Regions from separate parts of the Homo sapiens genome. Here region 1 is linked to region 2. The links are chromatin contacts, found by Hi-C or POLR2A ChIA-PET in ENCODE. All regions are on one chromosome and are shown on one strand. Each heading gives the region's core, a stretch centred on a gene start or an enhancer-like site at or near the end of the contact. The rest is flanking DNA. Distances are from core to core; before and after follow the strand shown.

Region 1 (2,700 bases), core at 111-2,610, 7.0 Mb after region 2:
TAACTGGTGTCTGCCTTTATCTTTGACAGGATATGGTGAAAATTAATGAGGGTAATTGTGCAAATTATGGAAGTCTGGGCAACATTGAATATAAATTATTGTGTTTACTTCAAGATAGTTGTTAAATTCATTCTCTTACAAGTGTGACAGAATTAGTCGTCTATCAAGTACTGTTTTAATTCATAAAAGTTCCAAGAAAGGGCCAGGCGCGGTGGCTCACGCCTGTAATCGCAACACTTTGGGAGGCCGAGGTGGGCAGATCACGAGGTCAGGAGTTCGAGATCAGCGTGACCAACATGGTGAAACCCCGTCTCTACTAAAAATACAAAAATTAGCCATGATTGCTGGCGCGCGCCTGTAATCCCAGCTACTCAGGAGACTGAGGCAGGAGAATCGCTTGAGCCCAGGAGGCGGAGGTTGCAGTGAGCCGAGATAGCGCTACTGTACTCCAGCCTGGGCGACAGAGCGAGACACCATCTCAGGGGGGAAAAAAAAATCCAAGAAAGAACTGAGTCTGGTACAGAATTCTTGATCCTAAGAAATCCTCCAAATGAAGAAACTTTCAAAGGCTCTGGAAACAATACGAATGATTCTGTCTTCAGTCACAATGATGAACTGAACACAGCTGTCATCTCCCTCCTTCGCACCAAATTCTGGATATTCCAGAAAAGCGCAAGAGAAATAGTGGGAGACAAACACTGGATGCAATCCTCCTATCACCTGTTTTATCCCCCATTCTTACTTCGTCAGAGCTCATTCCATGAAGTGGTAACTTGATGACGATGGAAACATTGGGGGTCCAGCATGGAACTTTTTCCCACCTTTACTTCTTGCCAAAACCTTCCTGGATTCAGTATTGCAATCAATGTTATGGCCCGTTTCCTTTCAGATGCACTTCAAGATTAGCTCTGTCACTGACAACATGGGGAATACATTTCGACCTCCAGATTTTAAAAGTGCCATTATTATTTTGCCATTAGGTAGAAGGCTAAGTCTCAACGTTGTGCTAATAATAGCATCTTTAAGTCCCTGGACTAAGACCTCGGCTCCTGGTTCGGGAATCAGACTGCCTGGGCGGCACTCCAGGCTCCACAGCTCCCCACCTGTGAGCTCCTGGGCAAGTCACTCGGTCCGGATTTCCAGAGGTAGTTTGGGGGAACTGACAGTACACACACCACAGGGCAGTAGTAAGAAAGAGACAATGCAAAGGAATTGGCACAGCACTCAGCAGACAATATAAGCTAATATGTACTCTGTCTACACCCTGCGTTTTAGGGAGTCAATCGAAAGCCTCCACTCACGTGACCACTCCACTACCCGGCGCCAAGACGCGCTGATGTCACGACAGCGTGCGGCGTGCAGACGTCGGCAAGCTGCGCCGCCGCTTCGGGTTGCTTCCGGATCTGGTACTTGGGCAGAGCTCCCCGGGGTTCATTGTCTTCGCTTCACAGGATCTGTTTGAGTCCTGTCCACCGGATCCTACGGGGGGTACCTTCGAAAAAAAACGGGCTATGCTGCTGTTGCGTGTGGGTACCCTCTCCTGACGCCTCCGCCGCCCGGGTCATGTGGACCCTCGTGGGTCGGGGCTGGGGGTGCGCACGCGCTCTCGCGCCACGAGCCACTGGGGCCGCGCTTCTGGTGGCCCCGGGGCCCCGGTCCGCGCCGACCCTTGGGGCTGCTCCAGAGTCCTGGGCTACCGACAGGCTCTACAGCTCCGCAGAATTCAAGGTGACTGCCCCCTGGAATCTGATTTAGCCAAGTTTTCAAACGTTGGAGTGCCCCATGCGATCTTGGACATGTATAGGGCTTTCTGGGACTAGCTCTGAACCCTGCTTGCAACTTGGTACAGGGAGGCAGAGCGGAGAGTGTGAGCACTGCTCAGGTTCCCGACCCTCCACTCCTCACTAGTGTGACCTTGGGCAAGTCACTAACTTTGTAGGTTTTCTCATTTTCAATGTCAAATGTTGATTTGTTTACGCGAGCCACTGGTCGAAGTGCTTTGCGTTTATTCATCTATTTAATTCTAAAAAGCCTACTAAGCAAGTTGCTAGTAAATATTAATATAACGTCCATTTTCCTGCAAATTAAGTAGCTATGTGGCCTGGGCAAGTTACTACATTGTCACTCTCCTACTTCATTTGTTGAATGCAGAACTGATCAAACATCCAGTGGCTAATTTGTGAGATTTGTGTGATGTGAGAAGTGGACTTTTTTAGACTAATACCTAGAATGCAGGAAGTTCTCGGTCTGTCTTTGTAGTTTTATTTCATTCTACCTCAGCCAGAGCAAACCTGTGTAATTTTGACTCTGGTGGGAGAGGGTGGGAGGTTCAACAACTCTGATAATTGTGAATGGATACATTTTAGTCAGAAAAGTGAAGTGACTGAAGGCAAGCTATAAGTAGGCAGAAAGACAAAACCTTAAATTAATCAACTTTGGCCCTAATATGCCTGTGTTTTTAAAAATGGATTTATATTGCAATTCGAAGTATAAAGATGGTGCAATTCTCTATACCTTTTGAACTGAAGGGAAAGAAAATCTACAGGGCAAACATCAGAATTAGTTTTTTTTCGGCAGACTTTCAGCTATAATTGTGCTTTTATTATCTGTCTTTATGGGGCTATTAAAAAACAAAGCTCACGTGAATTTTATATTTCATTGTAATTTCATGGTTTTGCTGATTGTGAAATATGCAGTTGA
Region 2 (2,700 bases), core at 184-2,683:
CCCCTGTATCAAAATAAGGAAAAGAAAAAAAAAATTGTCCCATCCAGTAAAACATGTCACTAGCTGCCATTTCCCCAGGTGGATGGCTAACGGAAATACGGGCCTGCTAAAAAGACTCAGGAGACAATATTATCCATCTCCTTCCCTTCCAACCTGCTCTGGTTTCTATGAAAAAGTGAAGGCCAAACTGCTAAGTCAGTGTAAAAGTTGTAAGCGACTGAAATGTTCTCAGGAGGAAGAGTTTATGGATGTTTATGGAGGAGACAGTCACTGTTGAAAGGCTTCCAGTTGCTTATTATTTGGGCCTGAGGAGGAACCACCGCTGAAATCAAGCTTGGAAGAGCTTGCTGACGTCAGATTCCCAGCTGTAGTAACCCCAAATGGCCAAGTAAGTATGTTTTTTTTTTAACTGCAGCTGTTAGGTGGCAATTAAGAGGGGAAGCGGTGGTAAGGAATCCCTAGTGTCTGTAATTATAAAAGCAAGGATGTGACATAGGACTTCCATAAAACTTACACCTCCTCTTAAGATTGATTTCAATTAAAAACTGCTTCATCGTTGGTGACACTTTAGCATCTCTGTTGGTGGCTTCCTGCCCTGACCACACAAGGTTCCTTTCGTGACGACAGGAATCAACAAAAAGAAGAAAAAAATGTAAGTTTACCAACGCGCCTTCCCTTTTTCCGAGCCTGATTTATACAGGATATATGGGAAGAAATGTGGACTCCTTGACCTGTTACAAGAATCCATCAACCACCCAAATAAATGGAAACGTGGAAAGAGATTCAAAGTCCTCCAGGTTTTAGGATATTTTAAGGTATTTAAAAGGGAGAAGGAGGCGCCGACAGCGCACCCGGTGCTCTGTGTCACGATCTTCCGCTCGCGGCGCCTTTGAGGACAAGGGCGGCGGGAAACGGGTCCGCGGGGTTCCGAGGCGAGCGGCCGTGGAGGAAGCGCCCCCGAAGAAGGCCTGGTCCCTACGCCCCGCACTGCCCAGCGCTGGGGAACACAGATCCTCGGAGGAGGCCCCAGGGAGGGAAGGCGGGAGCGGGGCCCGCGGGAGGGGAGGGACGGGAGCCGTTGCCACGCACCGCGCCCTGCCCGGACCGCCGCGGGACAGCCAGTTGTTCAGTGCCGGGATCCCGCGGCTGTGCCAGAAAGCAGGACGCCGCGGGGCTGCCGTCCCGACCCCTCGCTTCCTTCCGCGCTCCCGGGACCGGGCTCAGCACCCGGCGCCCCGGCTACGACCGGACACTCACCCGGAGCCACCAGCGGCGAACTCACGGCGCCTCCCACGAAGACAGCAGCGGCTAGGACGGCGGACCCCGGGAGTGCCCGCGGAGCCATCGCCGCGTCGCTTCGCCCTCCTCCCCCAGGGCGCCGCGTCCCGCGCTCGGGAAGGCAGAGCCGCTCCGGAGCCGGCGGGCTGATCGAGTGGCTGGGCTGGGCCCCAGGGAGCGGCGAACCCCGCCCCGCCATTGCCCCGCCCCACGCCACACCCACCTCGGCTCGGTCCCGCCTCTCCCCGCGCGCCCCGGGCTCCACCTAAGCCGGCACGAGGTCCACTCATGGCTCCGCCCCCGACTCCCCGCCCACCTCAGCCTGATCCCGCCTCTCCCTGCCATTCCCGCTTCCTTTCCAAACCCCGCAGCAGCCTCAGCGGCGTAGCTAGGCCATGGACACGCCCTCTTTCTCCACCCACCTCAGCTTGGCCCCGCCTCTCCCTACCGAGCCCCGGACTCCACCTAAGAAGGCACGTGGCCCATCCATGGCCCCGCCCTTTTCCCCACCCACAGCTCAGCCCGACCCCTCCTCTCCCGCTTCCTTTCCAAACCCAGCAGCAGCCTTGGCGGCGCAGTTAGGCTATAGCCCCGCCCTTGCGCCCTGCCCACCGTGGCCCGGCCGTGCCTCTACTTGCCAGGCCCGCTTCCTTTCCAAGCCGGGCCGGGATTACGCGGGAGCCCGGGGCGGGGGGAGGGTCGCCCGGGTGCAACCTCCCTCGGTCGCTGGGACTAGGCGGGCGTGGGAAGAGAAAGAGGGAGCGCGCCCCGAGAAGCACTGGACAGTCAGAAGCGGCCAGCACTGGAGTGAGCACAGGCTTTTTTCGCTGTTGGCATGTCTATCCACTAGCATTCCCCTCGGTTGCAGATCTAGGGAGTGATGCTGTGCTGGATGTCACGTTCTGTTGTTTGGAAATTAGCAGAAAAGATAACTTAAATTTCTTCCTCTGTTTGTTTGCATTTAAGCTGCTCCTATTGGGGAAAATACCTCTATGCATTTTCAGGAACAACTTGCCTTTTTTTTTTAATCGTGTGCTTGTATTGCACCTTGCGCATACTCCCGCAAAGTAGGTCTTTCAATGCCCAGACGCTTATTATCTCCTCACATCCTCACATCAGCTCTGCGAGGTGACTATTAGAGGCCAGGGAGTAAACCCACGATGTCTGGGCCACCATGATAAATTGTAATTATCTCATTGTCATTGTGTTTGCTCGCTGCTGTGCCCTCAGCGCCTGGATGGAGGACAGACAGCACACGCTAAGAGGTCAGAAGTGTTTTCTGAAGTTGAATCATCTTCACAAGCATTAATAGGACTCAGAGGCTCTCTCTGAATAGTTCCTTTTTACTGCCCTGTAGAGACTGTTGTTACTGGGCCATCAAGCATTTGCTTGAAGGAAATTAGGGCAGGACTTGAGCAAATA

Evidence for each region. A loop is a pair of places that touch in the nucleus more often than their neighbours do. ChIA-PET counts read pairs that join two places held with the same protein, here RNA polymerase II (POLR2A). Pooled maps may share reads with other maps.
Region 1: a loop to region 2 is called in a map of naive thymus-derived CD4-positive, alpha-beta T cell, with 16 times the contacts of the local background. The contact joins the promoter of GUF1 here to the promoter of RELL1 in region 2. A Hi-C loop is called at or near these places in 2 of 168 maps with a recorded cell type or tissue (naive thymus-derived CD4-positive, alpha-beta T cell and ovary) and 3 of 50 pooled maps. POLR2A ChIA-PET finds 5 or more read pairs at or near these places in 1 of 52 experiments (CD4-positive, alpha-beta memory T cell).

The regions. Positions count from the first base shown.
Region 1 is chr4:44,677,060-44,679,759 of GRCh38, forward strand. It overlaps GUF1 (GTP binding elongation factor GUF1), which reads left to right and starts at 1,361. Exons shown (of 17, transcript NM_021927.3): 1 at 1,361-1,728. The coding sequence starts at 1,564. RefSeq lists an enhancer at 580-1,468 and a silencer at 1,540-1,699.
Region 2 is chr4:37,684,943-37,687,642 of GRCh38, forward strand. It overlaps RELL1 (RELT like 1), which reads right to left and starts at 1,434. Exons shown (of 7, transcript NM_001085400.2): 1 at 1,258-1,434. The coding sequence starts at 1,345. RefSeq lists silencers at 973-1,642, 1,823-2,132.